Linked DNA regions of Mus musculus: region 1 is linked to region 2. Evidence: chromatin loops called from intact Hi-C (ENCODE). Cell type or tissue: left cerebral cortex. All regions are shown on one strand.

Region 1 (8,000 bases), 59 kb after region 2:
AGAAGGAGGAGGAGGAAGAGGAAGAGGAAGAGGAAGAAGAAGAAGAAGAAGAAGAAGAAGAAGAAGAAGAAGAAGAAGAAGAAGAAGAAGAAGAAGAAGAAGAAGAAGAAGCAGCAGCAGCAGCAGCAGCAGCAGCAGCTTTCTCCTCCTGAGACTCAAAAAGCATCCGGAATACATTACTTCAAAACAGAAATACACACTGTTCACTAGTCCCAACTCAAGCAAGACCAGACTCTCAGTCAGAGCCTCCCCACAGAGTGTGGTGGGCCACGTCTTTAGTGCCAGCACTTGAGGAGCAGAGGAAGGTGCACCTCTTGGGTTTGAGGCCAGCCTGGCCATAGTGAGTTCTAGGCCAGCTAGAACTACCATGTGAGACCTTATCCCAATCATTAGAAAAATCAGTAAATAAAAGAGTGAAAGTGAGTCTGACATATGCTTTGACAAGGAGCTGTAGTTTGGAGAGAAGAGACAGACGCCTTTGCCTGAAAAGTAGCTGCATCAAGGCTAGACTAGTAACATTTAGTTCTTTTCTTTCAACAGACATATAAGAATGAACATGGTGTGTCATATACGTATAATTCAAGACCCTCTACTTAAACCACTGATTAGTCTTTCCACTCACTGGATATCAACGGCGACAAGGAGCTCCACAGAACAGGCACTTACCTACTTCAGAGACCGCCATAGCTTCTCTCAACATGCCTCTTAGCAAGCCCACCTCCTGACATCAGTACATTCTTCTCTGTATGGACTGAGGACTGCAAAGTGAGTTCTCACCTCCCCTGATCTCCCCTCTTCACAAATAAATCTAATAAGTAAACACTGGCTTAGTTCTTCCTTCTCCCTCTTCCAAAATAACCTTGTGTAATAATCATGTAATAATCACCTAAGAAAATTTTTCTCTAAACTGAGAAAACTCTGCCCCCGCCCGACAACACTGTTGGAGAGGACTGGTTTGGGGGTGGGATTAGCTTTTAAATGCAAAGACCCAACAGCCCTTCCATACATATTCCAAAACAGAGGTCTCATAGACCCCGCACTTGCTCTGTGGGATGAGATCAATATGACATGTGGCAAGACCAGTCTCTTACAGGAACACGACACTCAATTTCAAACACATCAAGGCCTGTCAGTCAGGAACAGTGGCTCCTCTCTATAATCCCTGCCCTCAGGAGGCTAAGGAAGAAGGACCTGAAGGCTGAGGCCAAACTGGGCTACAAAGTGAGATCTCTTCTCAAACAAAGCCTTCTGATGCCAGTCACCTAACAGCTCATGAGCATCCAAGGACAAGAGCAGCAGAGAACAAGTAGGAGAAATGAAACTGCGGAGATTCTGGGAGCTGAGCAGACTGGTGTCCTAAAGAATTTATGCTGACTTATAAGACTGAATAACTGGGTAAAACCAACATTGCCCTAAAATATTAGGCAAGAAAAGTGAAGCAGGGACCCATGAGACTGTGGTTACTCAGTGGTGTGGTAATTAACTTTCAGATGTCGTCTGCTAGGAAGCCAGGAATGTAGCCATCAACACACATCCACTGTCACTTTACTCACAGACTTGATCATAACTGGTCAGCATACAGAATAAAGGATGCATGTGTATGCCACCTGGGTGCAGATACCCAAATAAGCCAGAGAAGAGGATCCGTACTTGGAGCTGAGGTTACAGGCAGCTGTGAGATGTCCAATGTGGGTGCCAGGGGAACAGCAAGTTGTCTGTGCTCCAGAATGTCTCTTTTTTAAAAACTTCTATTTATTTAATTCAAAATGCTGGCAATCAATGTTCTTCATCTCTAAACTTTCACAATTTCTAGAAGGACAATTTGTACTGGTTTAGTGACTATGTTAAACCATCCATTAGCCTGGAAGGTGATACTACGAGCAGAAGGTTTTGTACATAGTCCTGAAGATCCTCCAGCAATCCTGACATCCCCAGGAAAAAGACAGGTTCTTCATCATGAATATGAAGCAAAATTCTCTTGTTCCAACATACGGATGAAACTCAGAGGAGTAACAACAAGAATGGCATCAACTTCCTAAAAAGCGTCCCGAGAGGCTGCAAGAGCTACAGCATGTAACAGCACAAAAGGCTGAAGGAAGGTAGGCTCCGAGTCAAGCTGTGTGTACACTGGGAGCTCAACCCTTCTTTCTGGCCATGCATACAGCCCCGTCTCAGCTGTTTATTCAGAGTGAAGAAGAATCTTCTGGGCCCAGGAAAACAAGTAAAAAGTGGGTCACACGCTTGCTGTACAAGCACAAGGACCTGAGCTCTGATCTATGGCACTCACTGGCCAGTCAAGCTAGCCTACAGTAAGGCTGCGTTCGACTCCAGGTCTAGGGGACCTGAAGCCTCCTTCTGACCTCCTTGGGCACCAAGCACCTAAGAGGTACACAGACATATAAAACAATATTAACAAGTAAACGACAGAAGCCAGGCATGGTAATGCACATTTTGTACCATGCTGTGGAGACAGAAGCAAACTCCCAGGGACCACCGCTCATCCAGACTGACTGACAAGCTCCAGGTCAAGGGGACTTAGAGGAGAGGGATGTGCCTCTGGCCTCCGCAAACATCAACAGGTAATAAAATGTGGGAGGGGAGAGGGAGGGAGGGAAGGATCAAACCAGGTATTGTTTCACAAATACAAACCTAACACTTTAGAGTGTTGAGGCAGGAGAACTGCCAAAAGTTCAAGGCCAACCTGGGCTACACCTTGAACTACCAGCTCAGGTGACAGAAAACAAAAAGGCATCCAAAAAAAAAAAAAAAAAAACCACACACACACACACACACAAACTGCGAATATCAACCTGCAAGAATTTTCACAACAGGAAACTAAACTAAGTTTCTTTGAGGGCAGCCCCAAAATGGAAAGCGGAAAGCAAGCACAGTGGCGCGGGGCAGAGCTGGTCCCATCCAGAGGCTGAGGTAACAGCACTGAGCCTTGGTCTTAGTAACAAAATCAAGCACAGGGAAGAGGAAGAGAGAGAAATAAAAACTGCACTTCAGTTCATGCTAAACTAAAACCAACACAAAGCCCATCTCGCAATAGCAGGTCTTTCCTTCCAAGAAACAAAGATGACAGAAATCTTGTGATGACAAAGATAATTCACTCCAAGTCGAACTTCTACACCTTTCAATCTATTTTTTTAAAAAATGGAAAAAAAAATACTTCCTGCTCATCTCCTTCACACATGCTCCTAAGCCAGCAGATCAACCTACCAATCCCTCTTCTCACTTTCCTCTGAGTATTTTCTCTCCCCTCACCTCTTCCTTCCCTTGTCTGGTGGACAAGTCACCCTAAATCTTGCAGGCCAAATCTAATCTCTTTGCTGAGAGTCCCACTGGTGGCTCTATGACTAGCCTGTGCCCACAGGAACAGTGAAGCAGGATCCCTCCCTCCCTGGCCTCTAAGCAGACTCTCCTGACTGACCGTCCTAGCAACCAGGCTGCAGTGTGCTGCTCCTCTGGCAACGCTTCCTCTTTGCTTCTCTAGTTTAGTATGACTTAAATGTCATGAATACCAGCTTCTAGTGCTTCACATTATAATGTGGTTAATTTCCATACACAACACTGTTGGGTAGTGAAGTCTGGAAAGCCTCTAGCATTCCTAGTATTCTCATAGGTAGACAGAAAAATTCCCAATATACAAACAAAGATATACAGGTCCACTGCATTTCTATACACCAGCGATAATCAATACATCTACTAAAGTCAGATAAATGACAGTATTCAAGGACAGAGGCTAACCAACTACTGGTATATAGAATAAGTTTACATACAACATTGCACACACACACGTAGAAGGAACTTGGAAATGGGCCAGCAAGCACAACAATAAGCAATTATACAAAAATTTTTAAAAATTATTTTGGGAATTAAAAAAAATTGAGAAAAGGCTTTTTTGCTCCCAAGCTGTCTTGTCTGTCATTATGTCACCTCACCACAGAATCATCATTTCCAGAGGTCTGGCCTGATCATATACAGTGCATACAGATGTTGCAGCTACTTCTGGGCCCCTAGGAAAACCTCTCTGACCTCTTCAGGTTTGCTGTGGCCGAGACCAGGCTTTGAAAGGTGGATGATGCAGTGATTCAGGAGGAGAAACAGACTTGCCCCAACATCAGCCCTAAACATCAGCCTGGTTTCTGGCTGAACCAAGTTCCACAGATGAGACTTTTATGAACTTGGCCCAAGGACTATGTAGAATCTATAAGATTGGTCATATTGAAAAGTTAAAGTGTTATTTTTCTAGGCTAAGGGCTGTGAGTATAGCATCTGAGGTCAAAACCAAACACCAGCCTCGGTACTACAAAGTCCTTAAACCCAATTTCTAAGCGCCAGGTGTGGTAGCCCAGACTTTAATCCCAGCAGTCAGGAAGCAAAGACAAGCATCTCTGAGTTCCGGAACAGTCAGGACTATACAGAGAAACCTTGTCTCAAAAAAATACAATAAAAACAATCAAAGAAGAATGACATTCTACCTTTGAGGCCTTTAGACCTCTAGAGACCTTCAGAGGTAGAGGGTGTGTGTGTGTGTGTGTGTGTGTGTGTGTGTGTGTGTGTGTGTGTGTGTAAAGATGGTAAAAACGCCAAATTTACAAAGGCCTAAGAAGTCATCTTATTGTGGTCTTGATTTGAGAAGAAATCTACTTCTTTTTTTCTTCCTTTTTTTGGGGGAGAGTGGAGGATGAGGGTGTGGGGGGTGAGGGTGTGGGGGTGAGGGGAGTATACTGTAGGAATGGGGAGTGCAGTCTCTCACTCTGTAGGCCAGACTGGCCTCAGACTCCCTGAGATCTGCCTGCCTCTGCCTCCCAAGTGCTGGGATTAAAGGCAGGCAACACCACCAAGGCATAAGAGATTTTTAAGACATGATCCACAATCTGAAAGACCATGCAAAGAACCTAGAAAATCTTCTAAATCAAAGGACCCGATTGCCAGTTATCAATGTTAACGGCTTCCTGCTTGCTTCCCCTTTAAGGATTAAAGATTTACTTCAGTTCACAGCTTTAAGAGGGTTATAGTCCACCACAGCAGGAAGACATGGCATATCTGCTCAGTACAGGGTAAGATCAACGTGTCAGAGGTTGCCAAAGCAGAACCAACTGCATGCATTCTACTTATCTCAAAGGTAATGAGCACAGTGGACAGTTATGGCTATCACAAGGGCATGACTCATGGTGATCAAAACTCAAGTGTAAGCCAGGCACAGCCATACACCTGTCACCTGAGCACACAGGAGGAAGAGGCAGGAGGACTAAATGTTGAGGTAGTGATGGTGTTTTAAAAGCAATTATATATCCAACTATGATAAAGTTTGTTTTCCTCCCAACACCATAAAAGCTCTAGTAGATTACATCTTTATTAATAAACAGGAAGGTTTTGGTGGGAGATACCGGTTTGGTTTGATGTCCTTTTGCTTTGTTTTTTCAGACAGCCTCATTATGTAGCCTCATTATGTACTGGCTTCAAACTCACGGCTTAGCCACCCATCCACACAAAGGGGTGAGCAGGTGACACATAGTGCCAGAGACCACCATACCGAAACACTCGCTCAGCTTCAGACTCACAGGACTGAGCAGATCCACACCACAAGCAGCAGCACTGCAAACTATATAAAGCTGTTCTAGACTGAACCCTGCAAAGTCTTAAAATCTTTAACAATGTTTCCATTCCAAATTGCCAAGCGTAATCCCGCTAAGAGCTGAACTCAACACGGACAAGACACACCACAGTATGAACAGCATCGTCACCACTGCATGAACTTCAAGGATATCCACTTTTTTTGAGACAGGGTTTCTCTGTGTAGCCCTGGCTGTCCTGGAACTCACTCTGTAGACCAGGCTGGCCTCAAGCTCAGAGATCCGCCTGCCTCTGCCTCCCAAGTGCTGCTGGGATTCTTGGGAACCAGGTCACAGCCTACTGTTTAACCCCCCACAGTCTATGACTTACTCCCATCAAGACAAACACAGACATAGAGCAAAGTATGACATTTTAGGATTATGCCAAAACACAGAATGTAGACCCATGCCCACATCCTGTCCGGAAGTTAAGAAGACAATGGGATGAGTCATAAGCTGCCTCCAGAGGAATCCACTGTGCTGCTGTTAAACAACACACAGCTTACATATATTAGGATGAAGTGGGAATGCTCCCATTATGCCAGGGACAAACAACTTTAAAAAACCGTCATATAATTACTTGGAAAAATTCAAGCTACAAAAGTTCCCACAATCTATGACAGGGTCCTGGTTAGGCTCTAGAAGCTACCCAAGCCTCACAGCAGGCCTACACAGATGAGAACTCACCTTTCTCCAGACTTTCCAGACCCAAGAAAAACAGGACGAATGGAGAGACAGTCTGTATCTCTGTCTGTGTCTGTCTGTCTGTCTGCCCCCCCACCCAGCCTACAATGTAGAATTAGCTCACCAGTTAAGAGAGACAAGCTTCCTCCAAAGGAATCTACTTTGCTGTTATTAAACAATAAGCACCTTACACACATTAATATGAAGTAAAAATGCTCCTATAATGCCAGGGTCAAACAACAGTACAACTTTTTTTTAAAATGTCATATGCCACATCTAATTCATACATATTTTTGTTTTAAGATCTTGAAAGTACAATAGCAGAATATATTCTACTACCCAGTAATTAGAGTAAGAGCACTGAAAACGTATTTCAGATATACAAGCCTAAAGCTATGAAATTTAAATATAATTAAACAGTGATCACAGGTAAGCAAATCAAGAGGCTAACCAATGATGCTTACTACCTAAAAAGGTATTTTACTATAGTGTCTTTGTGAAAGACTTTTCTGGAATCATTCAAGACCTTAGACTAACAGTGTATTTATCAGAATTTATCAAAATAATTTACTATAATGTAAACTTCAAGTTCAGTCTAGAAGGTAACGATCTTTGTACTGGGAGCAGAATCCTGTACACAATTAAGACTGACAGTGTATTCACAAGATTTTTTCAATATGAGTTATTATAAAGTAGGGGTTGGCGCTATGGCTGAGTAGGTTAAGAACACTTGTTCTGCAAGCGTGGTTTGAATAGGTTTGCCCTCCCCCTCCCCATTCATGTGTTTGAATGTTTGGTCCTTGTGGTGTGGCATTAGGGAGTGTGGCCTTGTTGGGAGGAGTGTGTCACTGTGAGGGTGGGCTTTAAGGTCTCCTCCTATGCTCAGGCTGCACCCAGTACATACAGTCTCCTCCTAGTTGCCTTCTGATCAAGATGTAGAACTCTCAGCTCCTTCTCCAGCACCATGTCTGCCTGCATGCTGTCATGCTTCCTGCCATAATAATGGACTAAACCTCCAAAACTGTAAGCCAGCCCAAATTAAATGTTCTCCTTTCTAAGAGCTACCTTGCTCATGGTGCCTCTTCACTGCAATAAAACCCTTAGAGCTGGGCATGCATGAGTATGCGTGTAACCCGAGCACTGAAGCAGAGACAAGTAGATCACAAGAGCCTGCTGGTCAAACAACCTAGCCAGGGTGGTGAGCTTCCAATCCAGCACGAGACCCTGTCTCCAGGCAGAAAACAAGGAAGGAAGAAGACACTCAACGTCCTGCTCTGACCGCCATGTGCCTACACAATCATGTCCATGCAAAATCCACACATGTGCTCACCTGTGCAAGTGTTACAGTTAGAATATCCCAGAAATACACATTCTTTAAAAGTAATAAACACTAAGAGCTGGAGGTGGCTCATCAGCTAAAGCAATTGTCCCAAAAGCTTGATTGCCAGAATCTACATAAAAGCCAGCCGCAGCAGCCTAAGTATCAGTGATCCCTGTACTCCTACAGGAAATGGAAGGGGTAGACACTAGGAGCTTTAGCTCATAGGCCAGCTGAACTGGCTTATGCTATGGTTTTCAAACCATAGAAAGTTGAGGCAGGACACTAAGAGTATCCTCTGACTTCCACACAAGGGCCATGTCACTCTCACAAATAGAATAAATATGGATCACCAATTTAAGAAGAGTTAGGTCTAA
Region 2 (8,000 bases):
GCCGGGTGTGGTGGCGCACGCCTTTAATCCCAGCATTTGGGAGGCAGAGGCAGGAGAATTTCTGAGTTCGAGGCCAGCCTGGTCTACAAAGTGAGCTCCAGGACAGCCAGGGCTACACAGAGAAACCCTGTCTCAAAAACAAAACAAAACAAAACAAAATAAAAAATGTAAAAGGAGAAAATCCTTTTCTCAGAGGAAAACTGGAGGTAAGGAAAATTCTTAATTAGATTAATTAATTAGACACCCAAAGCAGAATCTAAAGAGAAAAAAAAAAAGCTCACTTCCATTTTCAACCTACTGCTCTATGGAATACTTGGTGTAAGGGTGAAAAGATAAAGTGTGAACAAGGCAGGCCATGTCCAGAGCCAGGGTCAGAGAGCAGGCCTATAAGCACAGTGAAAAACAAACAGTAAAAGCAATCCGATGAGGGGACAGGAACACAGATGGCTAGTTTAATTTCAACTTGACACCAGCTAGAGGGAACTTAAACTGAGAAAATGCCTCTATAAAATCCAGTTGTATATATAGCATTTTCTTAATTAGTGATAGATAGCAGAGGCCCTAGCCCTGTGAGGGAGAGCCCAGACCACACTGGGTTCTCTAAGAAAGCAGGTGGAAGAAGCTATGAGAAGGAAGCCAGCACCCTCCACGATCTGGCTGTCAGTTTCTGCTTCCAGGACCCTGCCCTACTTGAGCTCCTGGGAAGAAAGCTCAGTCTACAAAGTGCTTGTCCTCTGAGCACCAAGATTTGGGGTTGATCCTCATGGCATATGCTTAGACAGACAGACAGATAAGCAAACAGGGATGCACAGGTTTCTGGGGCTTGTTAGCTAGTCGGTCTAGTTGACTTGTTCAGTTCCAGGTCAATGAGAGACCTTTCTTTAAAAAGGAAGAAAAGGATGGGCTGTGCTGGAGTAGCAAATACCCAATGTTTCCCTCAGGCCTCTAGATGCATCTGAACACAGACACACATATGCACAGACACACACACACACACAGACACACACACAGACACACACACAGACACACACACAAAACCATGCCCCTGTGAGACTAGCAGCGTGGGCACAGCACTGCACTCAGCTGTATTCCTGAGCAAGACCTATGACACAAAGCTCACGACCATTAAAGCAGGGGAACTCCAACAGCTATCCCAACCACGCCCTTCCAGGCAGTTCACACCTCCCTTCTCTTCATGAATACAAAGGAATGAACCAACTCTCACATGCTATGTGGATAAGAAGAGGGGAAAAAAACCCAAAACCTAAAATAGCACATGTACGTATGTACACATGTGCGTGCGTGAGCATTAGAGCGCACAAATTCCTCTTTGCAGGAATGGTAGTGTTCCTGGTTGCATTACAATTATTATTCTGAAACTTCTAAGTATGTCACGTGACATCAAGCAAATGAATGCCCTTTAGAGCCCTGATATGGTAAACTTAGGAATGACAAGGTAGAGATGAGAGGACAGCAGATAGGAACTGCCATCTGCCTCAGCTGAGGTTATCAGTCTCAGAGCTTGGTATGTTCTTTAGGAATCCTGGCATGCTAAGGTCTGGACATTCCAGGGTGGACCCAAGAGCAGAAGACTTCAAAGCCCCTCCCTACAAAGCCACTTGGCATTTTCCTTGTTTAGTGACAGAAAACAGAGTGTGTTCTTAGTACCACTTACAAGAAGATTCTTTTTTCTAATCAAATTTGTTTATAAACTTTGTACTGTGACAATTCACAGAAAAAAATGACAGTGTCACACTTCCTGACCTATGACCTACTAAGGCACCTCCTCCTATACATCACAGCATCTCTTGTTTAGACTTTGGAAAGGCTGGACAGCTCTCTAGTGGAGAACCAAGTCTCAGAGAACGTCATTCTACACTCCACAGACAGCCCTGGGACAATAATGGTGTGTGCTTTCCAGGAGTGAGCAGCCTTACAGGCATCCTCATCTCTAACTTGTTTATTTATTTATGTATAAGAGCACTCTGCCTGCATGTGTGCCTGCGTGACAGAAGAGGGCGCCATGTCCCACTGCTGCGAGCTACCAAGTGGTGCTGGGCATGGAGCTCGGGACCTCCAGAGCAGCAGCAGCTGGTGTCCTTTTATTTATTTAATGTACGTCAGTGCGCTGTCACTGTCTCCAGACACATCAGAAGAGGGCACTGGATTCCATTACAGATGGTTGTGAGCCACCATGTGGTTGCTGGGAATTGAACTCAGGACCTCTGGGAGGGCAGTTTCTCTAGCCCGGCTTTTAATCTTTACATAAAGACAGGATCATGGTCTCTTGGAGTGACACATAATAAAGAGGTACTCCATAAACCATAAAGTACAATGACTCTGGAGAGGTTGTGGTACAGAAAGCATGGCAGGCAGGCAAACAGAAGAGTCATGGCTGAGTTGCGTGTCTGAGCACAGTGCTCCCAAAGGCGATGACCCAACATGGAGGCCTTAGCCACTAGTGGTCACGACACCTGGCTTTGTTCGTGCTGCTTTCCTGGTGGAGTCTATGATATACAACAGAGACCAGTGCTGCCTTCCCTGCTTGCTTATAAACAAAGTAACTGCTGAAGAAGCTCCAGTTTCTTCCTACTCTCATCTTCTCTGGCAGAACTCTAGCACTGTTTTGTTTACACAACAGGTTCTAAAAAGTCTGAACATGATGTTGTCTAGAAGAGAATCCCTGCCCTTTCCCACACAACACTACTAGAGGTCATCTGGGGCTGTTTCACAAAGATAAAGGGCCACCCACCACGGTGGAGTTGTCCAAACTCTAGTTGTTGCTGGGCTTTAGTTCAGTATTATTTTTAGCATATTAACCATCCATTAGTTAGAGCAGCCTTAAGTTTCCAGGAATATTGAATATAAAAGAGAGTTGTCACATACCTTTACCTCAAAGGTACACAGCCTCTACATGGTCCAGCAATCACTACTAATGCCCAGTGTTCATTATTTACAACAGGTTCACACTGAGTGCTAAACGTCCTGTAATTCTCAAATGCAGTCATTTATATCCACTATTATAACACACCATATAGCCCAGTTTCACTGCTCTAAACATCCTCTGTGGTCTGGCCATCTGCTCTGCGTCCTCCTGGCCTGGCAGCCGTGGACCTGTTTTGCTTTTCTCAGGATTTACAGAACTAGAACCCTATATCATGTTGCCTTTTCAAGACAGCTTATTTATTTATTTATTTATTTATTTATTTAAGGAAGGAAGGAAGGAAGGAAGGCAGGCAGGCAGGCAGGCAGGCAGGTGAGAGAGAGAGAGAGAGAGAGAGAGAGAGAGAGAGAGAAAGGAAGAAAGAAGGAAATTTTTTTCTTTGTAAATGTCTTGTGTTTCTGTTGGAGGTGTACACACGTGCCACTCCACACACGTAGGGTCAGCAGTCCTTCCTTCTGCTGTGGGTACTGGAGATCCAATGTGGGTCATCAGCTTCCATCACAAGTGCACTTAACTGCAGAGTCATGGCATCAGAGCCCCCACGATGGGTTTCTTTAGCTTTGTAATGCACAGGTGTGGTTCCTCTGTGATTAAAGCTGGGTTGTTTTTAGCAATGAAATAATATCCTATTGTCTGGCCACATCACTGTTTATCCATTCACCTGCTGAATCTTGGCTGCTTCCAATTTTGGCAATTATGAAGAAAGAAGCTTTCTCAAGTCAATTATCAGAACAGAAAATACTGGAAGGCATATATCCATCATCACATGAAGAATGTCATTCTGTTAACTTGCCTGTGTGAACCTCTGCCCATGTTTTCAAAAACAATGGCTGGTTTGCTGCCAGAAATGTTTAGTTCTCTCTAGGATCAGAACCACACCCCTACCTTGTGTGGTGCTCATCAGTGAGCCTTCCCGCAGTCTCTCAGGCAGGAATAAGACAGGAGCTGACCCTAGTGTGCGAGTTACCGATGCTGCTGGATTGCTGGCCTCAACTTCATTCAGGCTCTAAGACAGAAGGGGAAGTTTAAAATGTCTGTCCTGAGGTGACTTTTACTTCCTATTCCATACAGAAGCCTTGTTTCTATGCTGATCCAGTCTCCCCAGTCACTTCTAACATGGTCAAAAACTGACTCACCCACGGCAACGGCTCAGCAACAGCACACAAGGACTCACTACAACACATTAGATTCTAAAGAAGACGGTGGGTTCTGTGGGCTGCCACATATACCAGATTGCTGTAGTGAAGTCAGGCAGACAGGGCTGGTCGAGAGTTCTGCATCTTCAAGGAGTGTTCTCACACTTTAGCAGTTTGGTTTTGGACAGAAGTTAACAACACTAGGCTAGGAATGAATACAGACCCAAGAATGTGACTTTTACAAAGACAGGCTTATTTGAATATCTGTATTTTCACTAAACATATCAGTTCATATAATCTGATTTGATTATAGAAAATAAGTTCTGTGGTTTCAAATGCATTAACCATATCTTACTTATACAATGTTTTATGCTTACATTTTTTTCCCCAGATGATGTGGATAGAACTACTTCATAGAGAGAAATGAGACTCCCAGAGGAAAACTGGCATACCCACATCCAGCAGCCAAAACCAGGACTGGAGGCCTCAGCATGCACAATAGCCACACAGTCCATTTCTGCCTACTGGAAGCTCCTTCACACGCCACAGTCCAATGCCATACTAAGAACCAAAACAACTCTGAGGCAAACAAATCCCAAAGATCTAAAGTCTGAGGTGCCAAAACCACATGATATTTGTAAGTATGAAAGCATGGATTTTTACAACTATTTCAGAAATCTAGAGGGTACCTGAAGGAATTATATCTTGTGATTTCCACAAAAGAACTGTGACAGCTATTCTTGGTTGTCAGCCTGACTACATCTGGAATGAACTAAAACTGAATGTGAAGGATTTTCCCCTCTAATTCAATCATTTGATGTGGGAAGACCTACTTCTAATCCAGATCTTTGAGGTGGGAAGATGCACCTTTAATCTGGGCCACACCTTCTGCTGGCAGCCGGTATAAAAGACAACACAGAGGCAGAGGCTTGCTTTCTGTGCCGGCTTGCTCTTGCTCTCACTAGCCAGGCCACTCCTTCGTGGACATCACAGCTTTGTGGGCATTACTTCTTCAGGATTTACTTCAGGGTATACAGCCTATACTGAACACTTGCTGAGACACTCAGAGTTCTCTAAGGGATCACAATTTATAGAAGGGGCATGCTCCCCACTACCACCAGAAAAAAGATATAGAATGGATGCTCCACTTTATCATATTCTGCTAAACAGGGTCTCTCATTGAAGCTGGGGCTGGGCAAGTCCCAGGCACCCTCCTCTGCCCCTACACTGCTGCAGTCACAACAAGTCTCAGCTTGCTGCATGGTTTTTAGAGCCAACCAAATCCTCATGATTGTACAGCAAGTGCTCTTAACTATTGAGCACTCAAACCCCTCTAATGTACGACCCGTAAGAGCTAACATATGGCTGAGGCTCAGCACACACACTCATCTACTATTGTTTCTTCTCCCCTAAACCAATTTTCCTACTTTGACTCTCGTCTTTCCAAGGCTAAATATTATACAGACTTAACTATGGGTGCTTTGTAATAACTGTGGTGAGATGTGTAATGTCTGAAAATTACCCATTCTCTTGTTAACTAACAACTGTTTCTTCACAAGTTTTGTTACTACAAATGAATGTATTTGTGCACTTCTGGTGTGTGTTTTGTGTGTGTGTGTACACATATACGTGTGGAGATCAGAATCCAACTTCCAGTGTATTCCCCTACTGCTCTCGACCTTATTTTGAAGACACCTTTCAATGAACCTACTCAGCTACACTGCCCAGTCAGTGAGACTGTTTTGACTTACCACCATGCCTGGTTTTTCCACTTCAGACCAGAACAAATGTCTTTTGCTATCAATTTACCAAAAGATAGGAAGCTTGTAATCCCAGCACTCAAGAGGGTGAGATAAGAGCACCACAGCCATTCTGGAAACAGCCTGGGCTACAGAGTTCTAAGGCTGCCTCAGGAACACTGTAAACCTGAAGACAGAAGGTGTTAGGCTAATCAACAGGAAAGGGAACTCTGCAAACAGAGTCAGTGGAATGTGACCAAGAAAACAATAGTGAACAACTTTAAATAAGAGTTACAAATTCAAGTGAAGCTCTCTCCATGGTAAAAATAACTAAAATGAGGGGTAAATCAGAGTCCAGAGTTCTGAAAACACCCAAATTATATAGGATACCAAAAGCTGGATGTGGCAGCACATGACTTTATTCCCAACACTAAAAAGGGAGAGGCAGGTGGGTGTCTGAGTTCGAGGCCAGCTTTGCTCTGCATAGTGAGTTTAAGGATGGCCAGGGTTACATAGAGATGGGGGCAGGGGGAGGAAGGGACCAATCCGGAGATTTTTAAAAAAAGAGAAGATACCCACAAATGCAAAGCCTTTCAGGATGGACCCAGAGCGCTTACCCAATTCTCAGGGAGTTCACAACCAACAAAGTTTTAAAAAGTCATTTTGTATGTAGTCAAGTGGGAGTTGCTAGATGACAGCCAAATGACGCATGGAAAGAACAATTTACTTTTCAAATCCAATTTCATATAGATTATAATTTTATTACTGTATATACAGATGAAGATAGTTATAATACAGAAATGACACCAAATTTCTTTAATACATATAACCAAGGAGTTATAACCCATAGTCAAGCAACTTGAAGAAAATGTTGTTTATATGAAATATTGCTCCTAAATTTGAGGTTTCCATGGTAAAGGGCTCAAATCCAGTTTTCCAACGATGGCTGGACGGCACCAACTAACAAATGGCCCTGTTTCTGCTGCATGTGTGGGAAGGAGAGGAGCAGAAACAGACAGTCTCAAGGTTCTACTTCTCATTGCACTAAACACACAGCTCGGCATCTTGACCAGGTGAAGTAAGCAGGCAACCACACAAGAAAGCAGAGGCTTTAAGAAACATAGCAACTGACAGATCCTCCCAGGTCAGAGGGATGTGTGTCCTCCTGTAACAGATGCTACAAGCAGCACCCAGGCCTTCCAGAAGGACTGTGTGGGCTGCCAGGCTTGTCGTTATAGCAACAGTTCTAAGCATATGTGCAGTGACACCAGCTGATTTCTGAAAGCTGCAAATAGAAGATAATGGCATTAAAATAAAAAAGATTTCCAGAGTAAAGTAAAGATCATCACCCACCCCCTCCTCTCTCCAGCCTACACTTTTTCTCTAGACATCATTGTTCAGCAGAGCAATAGCATGAAGGCAAATGCAGTCTGCAGCCCCACATATGCCAAGTCATCTGCATAAGGACACACCTACAAATCATAACACAGTGGATCCATAATCCTGTACTGGCATGTTACAGGCAAGAAATGGCCAAGCCTGACAAGAGTCATCCACCTGGAGGGCTTCCTGGGCCCAGTCTCAACAGTTTGCTCTTCCCTGGCCTCCCGCACACAGTTCCTTCCTTCCTTCAGAGCCTTTCAAGCTTTCAGAAGCTGGGCTATGGCTCAAGAGAGTTGCTGACAGCTAAGTCTACACAAGCGAGCAACAACTGCAAAGAAAAGGCAGGAAGTTGCCTAAGCAAAGGGTCCAGCAGAAAATGATTAGGTTTCTGGGAAAGCAGAGCAACCAATCACGGTTTGGAATTAAAAATCTATTTCTATCATTTCTTCTGCTTTGTGGGAAGGGGCTGTAAAAATGTGAAGTCCCCTGGAAATAGGGAAGCATGCAAAAGGGTGCAGAAATGACTGCACGCAGACAGGAGCTATCCCTGTGACCACTTCCTCATGGCAATACCTATCTTACTATCTTTCTCTTCTTTCACCCCACAATGCTAAGAATGCTTTTATTATACTTCTATCACATGTTTCAGGCTTCACCCAGAAACTGGGCTGATAAACCCTCAAGCACAAGCTGACACTAAGAACACTTGTTGGCCTCTACACCTTTATTTGACAGACAGGGAGTGGGCCCCCATGTGTGCTGGTGGTGAGAAGACAACTCCAGGCCACAAGTTGTCTA

Evidence for each region. Peaks named below come from ENCODE experiments on the same cell type or tissue, not always from the same donor. Only the 100,000 strongest peaks of a DNase experiment are listed, where the experiment ranks them.
Region 1: it touches region 2 in a loop (1.8-fold over the local background); 3 of 42 quality-filtered maps call a loop at or near these places.

What each region holds. Positions count from the first base shown.
Region 1 is chr8:122,984,096-122,992,095 of GRCm38, forward strand. All of the region lies in intron 1 of Ankrd11 (ankyrin repeat domain 11), which reads right to left. Among named protein-coding and RNA genes, the nearest start is that of Gm24445, 5.2 kb to the left of the region's middle. In left cerebral cortex, no CTCF peak of the experiment used is centred here; no DNase peak of the experiment used is centred here; H3K27ac peaks cover 559 bases.
Region 2 is chr8:122,924,955-122,932,954 of GRCm38, forward strand. The region is part of intron 2 of Ankrd11 (ankyrin repeat domain 11); the gene reads right to left. Among named protein-coding and RNA genes, the nearest start is that of Gm39272, 4.8 kb to the right of the region's middle. In left cerebral cortex, a CTCF peak has its summit at 2,015 (motif pointing right); DNase peaks (open chromatin) are centred at 4,106, 4,527, 6,302 and 7,072; H3K27ac peaks cover 4,478 bases.